Regions from separate parts of the Homo sapiens genome. Here region 1 is linked to region 2. Evidence: chromatin contacts called from ENCODE Hi-C or POLR2A ChIA-PET data. All regions are on one chromosome and are shown on one strand. The core of a region is the stretch at or near the end of the contact, and the rest is flanking DNA. Distances in the headings are between cores, read along the strand shown.

Region 1 (5,755 bases), core at 789-3,288, 240 kb before region 2:
GCCCTCCCCGGCTCCTGCACCACATGGCCTGAGTGCCTGAAAAAACAAAATAAAACCACAACAAATAGAATGCCGAACCCAGCACTCTCTGTTCTTTCTCGACATTTCCCTCAGTTATGGGACCAAAATGGAGAGTGCTGGCAAGTGCTGTGGAATGTTCAGAGATGCCCCGCCATGCTGACTTTGTTGCCTTCTGGGAGGGACAGACGGCTGGGTCTGATGTGTGGGCATTACCTTCTGATGTAGTTTATGGGGTGTGCGCTTGTTTTTCTTCTGAACTAATGCCATCACTGAGTTTTTCTGGGCATGGACGGCTGGAAAAAAATCCCATGTCTTTGAAAGCACTGTGAGAATATATCAGTTGAAAAAGAAGGCAGTCACAGCAGTAGAATTTTGCAGAACAGAATCTAGACTTGATGTGGGAATTGAGTTGTGCCGGGGCTCCCGGCCATGCAGTGTGTGCATCGCTCGCCCCAGCCACACTGTCACACGCATCGCTTGCTTGTTCAGCTCGTGTGGCACTAGAGTGTAGGATTTCACAGTAATCCTGATTAGTTACTCGTTATTAGTCAGTGCCCTTTGGGGAGGGTGGCAGAACCCTCACAACTATTACACATGACTTACAAATCCTTTTCATTTTCTAAAGTGTATTACTATTTTAAAAATGCATTTTGGTTTAATGCTTTGCAGTTGAAACCCTACTTCTGAATAATAGTTTACTTGAGTTCCCTTCATTGTTCATATAACAAAATTAACCCCTCCTTTGATCTTTTAGAGAAGCCTCGGGGATATAAGTTTTACATCTGTATGGATCATTTAATTCTAGGATCCAGACTTCAATTAACTATCAAATTCTTAATAATAATTTCTAATACTTTTGTTCTAAATACTATGTTATGCATTCGTCAAACTAACTAAATTTACTACTCCCAACAACTCAGGGTGGTAGGTGCTATCGTCCCCATTTCACAGATGTGGAAACTGAGGCATGGAAGGTGGAGAAGCTTGCTCGAAGTCACATAATTGGTAAACAGGAGATTGATTCACACTAGGCAGCCGACCCCAGGTCCACCCTCCATGCTGATTAATCCACTGTGTCTTCCTCCTCCAAATTCAAGCTTCACTCGCTGTTGAGATGACTGTGCTCCTTCCCTCGTCCCTGCCACTTTCTGAAGGCTCAGCGGCATGAGCCCTAGGCTATTCTCCCCAGAAGAGAAGCTGACTAGCAGTAGCAGAGAATGGGGAGTGGGCACTTGTGGGTACCATGGAGCCTGGTTTCATTCCCAGTGCCCTACTCGTTGTGTGGCCTTGGGCAGGTCACCTTGCCTCTCTGGACTTCATGTCCACATTTGTACCCTGAAAGGGTCACCAGCACTCACAACCACGCTGAGATCCAGAAGTCTCATCCCAATGCAGAGGCCACGGAGTTTCTACAGGAGAACTGGGGACAGCCAGCTTCACTTGCTGTCCTGGGAGGGCGCAGATAACAAGAGAAGCCTCCAGGCCACCACTGACCTCTGCTCAGACCAGGCTGGGCCACTGCCCTGCCCCACTGAGGGCCTGTGCTCTGACGGGACATTCCTAACTTAGAGAAAGGTTGCCACTCCTGTCACCAGTGAAGCGATGCTCCAGCAGTTTATGCCTTCCAAAAAAGGCTGTCTGGAAAACTTCAAAATGTTTTTTGGCAGCTGGGATTCACGCTTTCAGGATGGGTTCATTTTCAGCCGCACATGCTGGCTCCCCTTATCCCTCGGAAGGCAGCCTGACAATAGGGGAACAGGAAGAGGACCTGGAGTCGCCGGTGCTCCCAGCCACACGGGGCTGACTCTGCGACCCCTTCTGCCCAGCCAACGCCAGTGCCACTAACCAGCAGAGCTGCCAGGCACAAGTGGCCAGGGCAGAGGTGGTTTCCATGGCCCATGGCTGACCATGAGACTCTTCAGTGACTTTGCTGTGCGGCAGACCTGAGGTTCCCAAGCCCCCAGTGGGCCTGGGAGCCCAGCGATGCATCAGACTGTGGCTGCACCTGATGACAGAGCATGGGCCAAGGGGCTCCGTGAGCAGGCTGCAGGGCAGGTCTCCCCTAAGACCTGCATGATGGTTCCCACGTGGGTGAATCAGTTCTGGGTGAGGTCAGATCCAGCCCCTTCTACCTCTCATGCCAGTGTGTGCAGGTGACAGCAGGCCCCTCCCCACCCTGGTTGGTGGGAGCATGCAGCCAGCCTGTGCCAGCAGAGTGTAGCTGTCACTTCGGAAGTGAATGGCACTGGTAAACCTGGAGAAGCTGGGATGAGCGCTGGCAGCAGCTGGCTTCCCCGGCTGCCTGTCGACAGAACTGGGATGGACGAGTAAGGGTCTACCTATTGCAGGGTGCCTCCACTCGAGAGGAAATACATTTATAAGCCAGCGATTCTTCACTTTAGAGAGAGCTGCCTGGCCACTCAAAAGAGCTTCATCCTCAAGATTTCTTCAGATTGGATGTTCCTGGGGTTTCATGAAAAATATAATCACACTCCTATATAATATCATGAGTGTATATGCCATAGTAACACACATATATGAGATATACATATATTTAATGGGTGGGTGCACACATGTGTCCCACAGACTCCACGCCCCAGACCAGGCCTTGCTGCTGTCATTATGGGTCATTCTGTCAGGTCCTCTGTTCCTTTCAGACCAAATTGGGTTTGCAGTCTTGATTATGTCGGTCATCCACATGGACTGGTAAGTGATTCATTGTTGCATGGGTTCTGGCTGTGGCTGGGTCCAATGTGGACCCAGAAGGCAGACACCTAGGGCCCTTTCTCCCCCCAAGGCCAGCCTCATGGTCTCCTGCCAGCCGCTACCCTGGATGTCTCACTGTGGGACTCCTGGACGGGCCATGACCTCCCAGGGACTAGGAGGCCACCACAGTCAGCACTTGGACCCAACACAGGAGGCAGGAGGCCAGCATTCCCATGCCAGCTCCACTGCCGATGCTGTGTGGCCCCAGGCAAGTCTCTGAAGGTCTCTGAGCCTCAGGAACATCATGGAAAATGGAGAGTTTAATATAAAACATCTTTAGAGGCTCTTTCAAGTTTCAATATTCTATTACTCACTGAAACTAAAACTACCACACCCATAAAGAGAGAGTTAACTTTTTTTTTTTCTGGCCCATAAAGAATTTCCCATAAGTCGTGAGAGTGAAAACTTACTGGCAGCAGTTTTTCCAATTCTCTTTAGTCTACAATCATCACCAGGTGCCTTCTATGGGCTGGGGTTGTCGACCTAAGGCTTCGAGATGTTTTTGAATTAAGTTTTATGTCAGGACTCGCACACAGCAACACAGAAGCTCCCCAGTGTACCGTCCCTACTGTATGCTCACCATGAAGATCTATCCTACCCTGTTTCATTCTGTTTATCCCATCCAATCTAAATAAAAATGTGGGTCCCAATCCACTGGATTGATCATTTGAAGAATGCTGCTGTGGAACTCATGGCCAGGCCAGAGCCTTGGGGAACCTCAGCACCAAGGAGAGGGCTCCACAGAAGTCAGGCAGCCGGCGGGAGCGCTCTCACCGTGTGGACTTGGTCAACTGCACAGGGACAGCAAGAGGCTCAGAACCCCGAGGAGGCAAGGAGCACCACTCATGGCCTGTGCTCAAGCCTTCCTGAGGTCAATGGAAAACTATAACCACCCAATCCAGACAGGACTAAAAATGGCCCAGACCCTTCAGGAGTGAAGGTTCGGGTCACCCCACCAGGTAAGGGTCCATGCCCAGCTGAGGCGCTTTCTGAAGGGAAGGGGAATACAGATTGGATAGTAGACAAAGTAATTATAAATACCAGCCACGACCATGTGAACAGCTACAGAAATGAGGATTGTAATTGTTGTAAGTATTTCCTCCTATTTTATTATGAATATGTCTGTGTGAATGTGTATATTAAGCAGTACCTTTGTTTTCTTCTCTCTCTTATCTCACCATGTAATGTAAGTTGCACTGACTTTTATATGATATGATTATTATACGATAGTATTTAAGTTACAGGATATTTAAGTAGTTAAGTTACAGGATGGCACCCTCCTGCCCAGCATCTGCAGATTTTGCAGTGCTGAGCAGTTGGCAACGAGGCCCTCCCAGGGCTGCCTGCTACCTCTCCCGTCCCTGGCCCTCATCTTCGGGCCATGTCCCCTGGCCTCTGCTCAGGCTGACCCTCAGCCAAGGATCCTCCCATCTGTGCCCCGGGAAGTCTCCCCTGACCTGGGCTGACCAGGCGCCTTTGTCGGTGACCCTCTGTTCCCACACGCAGGTCAATCACCCACCCTCTCCTGCAATCAATCGCCTGTTTACCTGTACAGTGACCTGTACTATACTCTGGCTCCTCCAGGCCAGGGTTGACCTTTCCATCATTATGAACCGTGTGCCTGCGCTCTGCCAGGTACATCCTCATGCTCTTTGCAATACACAGATGAGTCAGGGATTGGGGCACAAGTAAGAGAGTGAGTGATGGCCGGTCGGGTGGTTAGGGATGCCAACTGCACGCAGCCCATTGCACCCTTCTCTTCTGGGTGACTCTCCCCTGGACTTAGGTACCCTGAGGGTTCGTATCACCTGGTGCTGATGTGCTCACACAGTTTCAAAACCAGAAAACTGTCACGGATGGACACAATAGGCAGTGTTCCATGGTTGTTTCAAGCACAAAATTCATTTTTAAGTGCAAAAGGATAACTTAAATCCTGAAGACCACCTTTTAAAACCAGATTTGAGTTCTACTGTGTAACTTGTGGGTGTTGGGGGCCTGGCCACAGGGCAGCCCCTGCAGGGAGCAATATGATCAGGCAGGTGGGCAGGAAGAGACCTGGGAGAGTAGGCTGGAGAGGTTCCTGCATAGGCTGGCAGATGCCTGGGCCCAGAGAGGAGCTCTGGTTCAGGAATGGGTCTGGAGAAAGAACTGCCACTCTGTCTGCACTTGTATTATCCCCAGAGGCCTGCACACCACATCGGGCCACGCAGGGAACAGAGCTCAAAGGCCCAATCCCCCTGGATATAGCAGCAGAGCACCAGCCTCCCGGGGACCAGTTTCCCGGGGACCAGCCTCCCGGGAATAGCCTCCCAGGGACCAGCCTCCCAGGGACCAGCCTCCCGGCACCAGCCTCCCGGGACCAGCCTCCTGGCACCAGCCTCCCGGGACCAGCCTCCTGGGACCAGCCTCCTGGCACCAGCCTCCCGGGACCAGCCTCCCAGGGACCAGCCTCCTGGCACCAGCCTCCCAGAACCAGCCTCCCAGCACCAGCCTCCCAGGGACCAGCCTCCTGGGACCAGCCTGCCAGCACCAGCCTCCTGGGGACAAGCCTCCTGGCACAAGCCTCCCGGGAACCAGCCTCCTGGGACCTTGACCATAGCCACTGACACCACACAACACAGAGCTGGTTTTGGGGCTTCTTCCTTCTCCACACACAGGGATATGGCGCGTAAATCTCCCACGCTCCTAGGAGAAAATTACTCCCTACTCTACGGCGCCCAGGAGCTGTATCCACCCTGCCTTCTCTCTGGTACATGCATGGAAGGGCCTGGGTGGAATTTAGCAGCACTAGCGCTAGGAAACTGCGCTGCACTGAGGTATATGCATCAGTGGATGTGGGAGTGAGGAGCTCACTGTCTTTTCCCAAAGAAAATTTAACAGAAACAGACTGGAGAATACTGCCAAATGCTTTAAAAAACCTTTGCCATAATTAGACATGTGTACATCTATGATCAAGTTGCCCAAAGTT
Region 2 (6,290 bases), core at 3,200-5,699:
ACCCTGATGAAAACTAAATTTTGTCACGTGCCTCAGAAACTGGTGAGGCCAGGCAGGATTTTTTTTTTTTAATAGAACAGAAAAGGAGAGGACAATGGTTTTCTGTCTCTACTCAGTTTCCAAAAACCTCTATTGACTACTCTTACCACAACACAGCACCCCTCCCCGCAGCTGTCTGCCACTTGCTTCACTTGTGGCACCTGGTTCCATCCAAGCAAACTCGAGTCCGCACACCTGTGGGAAGGCAACCGGCAGGAGCAAGGCAGAGCCCTCGAGGGAAAGGTCCTGGCTGAGCTGTCTTGCAAGGCCACCCACAGCCGGGCCAGCTCCCTTGTGCCAGGCCACAACAGAGATCCCCTGTATGGGGGAGATGGGGGCTCCCCTGCCTGGGGGAAGCTGGTGGTGTCCAGCCTGCCCAGCACCACAGCCAGGCCAGCAATCAGATGCAGGCGGGAGAAGAATGATCTATTAGTTGAGTGGCCATAGTTATTTGGTGTTAGGCAACACCCCACCCTCCCCCAAAAAGGTCTTCGGACATCTGGTCTTCTAGCCGGTGAGAGAGCTTCCTCATCTCATTCCCATCACTGGCAGGTTGTTCTCATTCTGGTGGACTGATTCTGTTTATAACACATGCAGGATGTGGTAGGTCCTGGTAGAGAAAAATCTGCCGGAAGCTCAACATTCTAAAGATACTTGAAGTCTGGGGAAGCCCGGGATGACTTCTTCCTATTACTAAGATGTGGAGTGAGTCTATTTACCAATCGTGGCCATAAACCTGGAGCTGAGACAAACCATCTGGTGAGCAGACTAAGGTCAAGATCAGGGTGATGTTCAGATGGGAATTTGACCTGTAGCCTCATTCACGATATGGTAAGTGCAGTTCCAAATACGTATCTACAAAGAGAACAACCAAGGTTCTCCAAGGACTCTGTATTTGAAAAACCATAATAAAAGATACCCAAAAGGTTCAATGGAAGACAGAATTTTATTAAAAGAGTGATTGCTCCCAGAATATTGTCTACAGAAAACAACCCCAAGTGTCCATGAGCAGACGAATGAATAAACAAGATGTGGATGACCGTACGATGGAATAGGATTTAGCCTTAAAGAGGAAGGAGATCTGACACACACTGCAGCATGAATGAGCCTAGAGGACACTGTGCTGAGTGAAATAAGCCAACACAAAAGGATAAATACTGTGTAATTCCACTTAAATCCAGCCAAATTCAAAGAAACAAAGTAGAAGAGTGGGTGCCAGGGCCTGGAGGGTGGAGGAATGGGGAGTTAAGTGTTTATGGGGACAGAATTTCGGTTTGGGAAGACGAAAAGAGTTCTGAAGATGGATGGTGGTGATGGTTTCACAACAATGAGAATGTGCTTAATGCCACTGAACTGTTTGCTTACAAATGGCTAAAATGGTAAATTTTTATGTTATGTATATTTTGCCACAATTTAAAAAAATATATTTGTATGCCAATTTAAATCAGGTCCTAGCAAATGATCAGACAAGCATGTGACCCCACAGTTTCACCCTGCCTTGGGCACTGGCTAGAGAGGGCAGGAGGTTCCAGTGAGCATGCAGGGTGGGCACCCATCAGCCTACAGAGCATGGCTGGCCATCTCACCTTCAGGAAACGCTCTGCCCCACCTCAGGCTTCGGGCTGTGTGTTCTCTGCTGACTTTCTGTATCACAGAAGCAAGGCACTTAAGCTTTGCGGCCAGGTGGGCGTGCACTGCCACTTCTCCATGGATAAGCCCTGCACCGCCCTCAAGTGACCAACTCCCCTGGACTCAGGTTCCTCCTCTGCAAAGTGGATCTCACCGTTTTAACACAGAGGGTGGTTTTGGAGCTAAATAAATGATATGCTGTGAGGTGTGGAAACACTGTCCTCAAGGTGGGATCACTAAGCTGAGAATGCTATTTCCTTTAATCCCCTTCCCTTTAAGTCAGGGCTAGAGCTGGCCAGAGAGAAAGTAGTTAGGACCTGGAAGCAGGCAGGGAGGCAACAGTAGATGCAATGATGGGCAGGTGCCTAGTGGATCCCAGTTCACTCTCTCTCCCGACTCACTCCCCACCGATGCTGAGCTGGGAACCAGACCTCACGATGTCCCCCGGGTTCCTCCTCCAGCAGCTGACAGGCTCCGTTCTTCAGACTGACTGCTTGGCTGTCTTACCTGTTCCTGCCCCAGCTCCCCCATGAATGGGTGCAGTCATGGCCATGGGAAAATTCTAGACTTGGAAGTTAACAAGCCATGGGACATGGGCACCCAGCTCACGTGGCCGCTGGCACGGTAGAAGCCCAGTTCCACATTCGCAGCTCTGTGTGGACCCCACTCTGTATGCCGGTTCCTCGGGACTCCTAACATCTGCTTCCATGTCAGAAGAAAGAAAAGGAACAAACTCGTGCAACCTGAACACAGGGCAAATCCCAGCTCATCCCTCCATCCTTAGATGTACAACTGTGCAGCGATGTCCCCCATTAGATGTCCTAGCAGTGGCAGTTCACAGGGTGAGTCACACGGTCTGGGTGTAGGATTCCAGAAGCAGCAGCTTCTCAGTAAAATCGTAGGTGAGAGCCCAGCACCCTTCCTGGCATCCAGAGTCACCGAGGAAGAACTCTACCCAGAGAGGCACTCATCACAGGCAAAAAACTACATCAGACAGGGGCTCTCCCGAGAGGAACCCACATAGAAGCAGGAGTGCACTCCGAGTACACACTGCTGAAATCAGGGCCCGGCTACCTCCCACCCCTGTTCTGATGGTGTAAAGTGGCTTGAGGAGGGGTCAGCTAGCTTGAGTATTTTACAAAGCATCTGAGTTCACTGATCTTTATCAACGTACCTTCTCCAGAATGCACCCTCCCTTCTCTGGTGTTAAATCAACTCTCCTGATTTTAATCACAAAACAATTGTATAATGAAGACTTATTCTCTCTTTACCCATGACCCAAAGTGGCCTTCTCCCCTACCCTCCAGTTTCCTCTGCCCGTGACATTAGTAAGGGGGCAGGGACCATGAGGGGAGGTTACAGACTTCTTATTCCATAATTGAGCAATGCTCAGAGAGAGAGAAACACAGAAAGACACGTAGATGCTTAACACGGTCAATTGTGATGTGTATGGAGGTTAGTCGTCCCACTGAAGGTTTAACGCTGCTCATTTTTTCCATGGACAGCTTTACTGGTTAGAAGTACAAAAGCTGTTTTCTCAGATTATTTGAGATCTTACTCTGCCTCCACCAAGATGTGTGAGCTCAGCGACGTGCCCCTTCTCTCCTCAGCTCACTACAGCTGGTGCAGAGCTCCTGGGCTGTGGTGTCAGTGCCTACCACCCTCCAAGTCTCAGATCTCCCAAAACACTGCTGTCCGCGTCACCCCCAGCAGCCCTTGGAACTCAGTCTCCAATATACATAGATCTTGCTCCCCTTTAGGGGTGAGGACGCAAGTCCAGAGGGGTGAAGCCACAGGCTCAAGGCCACACAGCTAAATGTCACCAGAGTTGCAGCTGGAGTGGAGCCCATCTTCTGATTGTCCTGTCCACGGGACAGAGAGAGCCCACAGATGCCAGCAAGAGTGTCAGGCAGAGACGTTCTTCCAGGGCTGTTCAGATGTCCTCCTCAAAAAGGATTCCTGTTTGGCTGTCTTTCAATCATCCCCCTTTTGTTTCATGTCAATGAAATTTCTTAGTCCTTGTCTCACAGGTCTTCTACGCCAGGGCCTGGCTGGCTTGGGCTCCACTCCTTTTTTTTTTTTTCTCTTTTCTATGACTCTTTTTTTTTAATACTTTAAGTTCTAGGGTACATGTACACAGTGTGCAGGTTTGTTACACAAGAACTCTCTACACAGCACACGTGGCCCCGGCCTCCTGCTGCCCCCACAGCCCCAAGGCCCCTCCTCTGCCAGGGTAGCAATGCTCCCAGGAGAATAAGGCAAGCCCTTCTGCCCCAGCTTTTGGGGCCACTCCCTTTGGGTGATCTTATCTCTTGTGGTTTTACCCATAAACCACATGCTGACAGCTTTATTTCCAGTCACTTCCAGTCTGCGTCTTAGCCTCACCTCCAACAGCCTGCTGAGGCCCCTACCTAGACGCAGCATGGGGGCACCCGGCACACCCAAGACAATTGGCAGAAACACCCCTTCCTCCTCGCCGTCCAGTGACCACTGCCTGCCCTCCATTTCCTCCAACCAGAACTGCAGGGCTGGTCTCAGAGCTCCTCCCTCCCCTGCCCGCCACGTCCACCCAATCCACAGGTCTTTTGCAGGGACTGCTCCAGGCCTCTGAGGGCAGTCACTGAGTCAGCTTCCTCCACACTCTGACACCAGTGTCCCGGGAGGCTTTGCCTCATGGGCTTGGGTTACTTCAGTGACCTCAGAACGACCCACGGGCTGTAACCCTGCCCTTCCAGCCCATCCACCACACCACACCACACCCTATCACACCACACCACAGTGAGACCACGTCACGTTCCTATTTAAAACCATCCCCACGTTCCCCACTCAAGGTAAAGGATAAAGGCCAGGCTCTGACACGTGACAGATGAAGCCATCTTGACCTGACCTTAGTATGCCTGTGTAGACACACAGTTTGCTGCCCTGACATGGCTCAAAGGTGCCTGCTGTGTTGGACACAGCTGGTGTCCACCCAATGCCCCCATCTTCCTTGCTTTAAGAGCCCAGCCCCCTGTTAGGTGATAGAGGCTTCAGATGGCAGATATGCCCTTCTCCAGGCTCCCTGCAGATCCTGGGGCCACGTCCTCACCAGTGAGATATAAGGGGAAGTGTCCTGGATGCTTCTGGGAACACTTTCTTCCCTAATAAAATGAGGGAGGTTTGAGGAGCCCTGGTCCGTCCCTCCTGTCACCCAGCAGTTATCACTGGAGGACAAGATGCCCGGGCTGCGTTTGGCGTACACATAGCCTTATGCTATGGACACACCAGGGTGTGGAAGGGCAAAGAGGGAGGAAGAGCCATGTCCTGAGTACATCACTGAGCTCAGAAGCAGCCCTGGGACCACCTACTTCCAGAGTTCTTGCCAAGGAAGAGAATAAGCAACCGCGCCCATGTGGTTTAAACCCAGTTTAAAAACTGGGTGTTCATGACTTGCAGCCCAGAGCACCCAAAGTGATGCAACTGCTTGACTGTGCTTTCAGATTCCTCCGAGCCTTCCCAGGACTGCATCCTCCACCTGCTCAGAGTGCACTCCTACCCTGCTGCCGACACCTGCACACCGCTCAGCACAGGGCTTCCCTGGGATGTGTGGGCAGCATCTGTCTTTTCATCATCCACTATATTCCAATCATCTTTCTCCCCCACCCAACAGAAGTTCCATAAAGCCAAGACTGTGTCTGATCCACCCTTGTTCTTCCAGTGCCCAGCCTGGTATGGCACCTACCCCACACCAGCTCACCAGGAGGTCTAACTCCTCCAGCAGGGAAATACCAGGGGCAGAGGGAACTGACGGGTGGGGGAGAAGGCTGCTTTGGGCCACGGGCAAAGAGAGAATGGGTCTTTATTATACAACAATTAGTTCTGTGATTACAATCAGGTGAGTCCATTTAACACAAGAAAAGGGAGGTTGCTATCTGGAGAAGAAACATTGACAAAGATCAATGAACCCAAAAGATCTGTCAAATGTGTGGGTCAGCCGACTTCTCCTCAAGCCACTCCACTTGATCTCATTTCTCCAGCCAGCTGGGCAAAGCTACCTCAAGCCAACCTCCCTGGAGCTGTCGGAAAGCCTCACAATGCAGTCAGGATGGTTGCTAACAAATTCATTTTGAGACTTTTGTATTGTTTTTCCTTGTCAGGATTCTAAATGAAATACTGTCCAAGTTGGGATTTATAGTCACGTATAACCAGCCAAAGCAGTCCCCTACTTTCCCGACAACATGGTCAGACTCTAATTGAAAACTGCCCCTCCTCCATAGCGAGCCAACTGACTTCCTTCAGCCTTTTCTGGGCAGCCTCATTTCATGGAGTTGGAGGGAAGTGAGGAGTCAAGAAGAGGAGGAAGAAAATCCCAGATCAGACACCAGTGGCTGGTACCCTGACAAGTCATCCAGAAGCCAAACAAAACCACAGCCACCCAGAGGCTCGATTCGGACCATTGCCCGGCAAGCCGCACCAACCACCCATTCACCAGCTTACATTCCAAGTTTCGCTATCTCCCTGGAATTCCGCAAAGCCCACCAGTTACACCAATGCAGGTGCTCAATCAGTCATTTATTGAATTCAGTGGCATTCACATTCAGGTTTCTAGAAAGAGGTAACAGAAATGTGGGAAGGGGCTGGGT

Evidence for each region. A loop is a pair of places that touch in the nucleus more often than their neighbours do. ChIA-PET counts read pairs that join two places held with the same protein, here RNA polymerase II (POLR2A). Pooled maps may share reads with other maps.
Region 1: a loop to region 2 is called in a pooled map, with 7 times the contacts of the local background. The contact joins two enhancer-like sites. A Hi-C loop is called at or near these places in 3 of 50 pooled maps. POLR2A ChIA-PET finds 5 or more read pairs at or near these places in 3 of 52 experiments (AG04450, HEK293T and WTC11).

What each region holds. Positions count from the first base shown.
Region 1 is chr2:109,452,319-109,458,073 of GRCh38, reverse strand. All of the region lies in intron 8 of SH3RF3 (SH3 domain containing ring finger 3), which reads right to left. It also overlaps a transcript of RANBP2 not described here. Among named protein-coding and RNA genes, the nearest start is that of MIR4266, 140 kb to the right of the region's middle. Within about 2 kb of position 2,038, at least 3 of the 41 ENCODE cell types and tissues checked have a DNase peak (open chromatin) inside an H3K27ac peak, as active enhancers do.
Region 2 is chr2:109,211,935-109,218,224 of GRCh38, reverse strand. All of the region lies in intron 1 of SH3RF3 (SH3 domain containing ring finger 3), which reads right to left. It also overlaps a transcript of RANBP2 not described here. Among named protein-coding and RNA genes, the nearest start is that of MIR4265, 73 kb to the right of the region's middle. RefSeq lists enhancers at 3,962-4,011, 4,052-4,101. Within about 2 kb of position 4,449, at least 7 of the 41 ENCODE cell types and tissues checked have a DNase peak (open chromatin) inside an H3K27ac peak, as active enhancers do.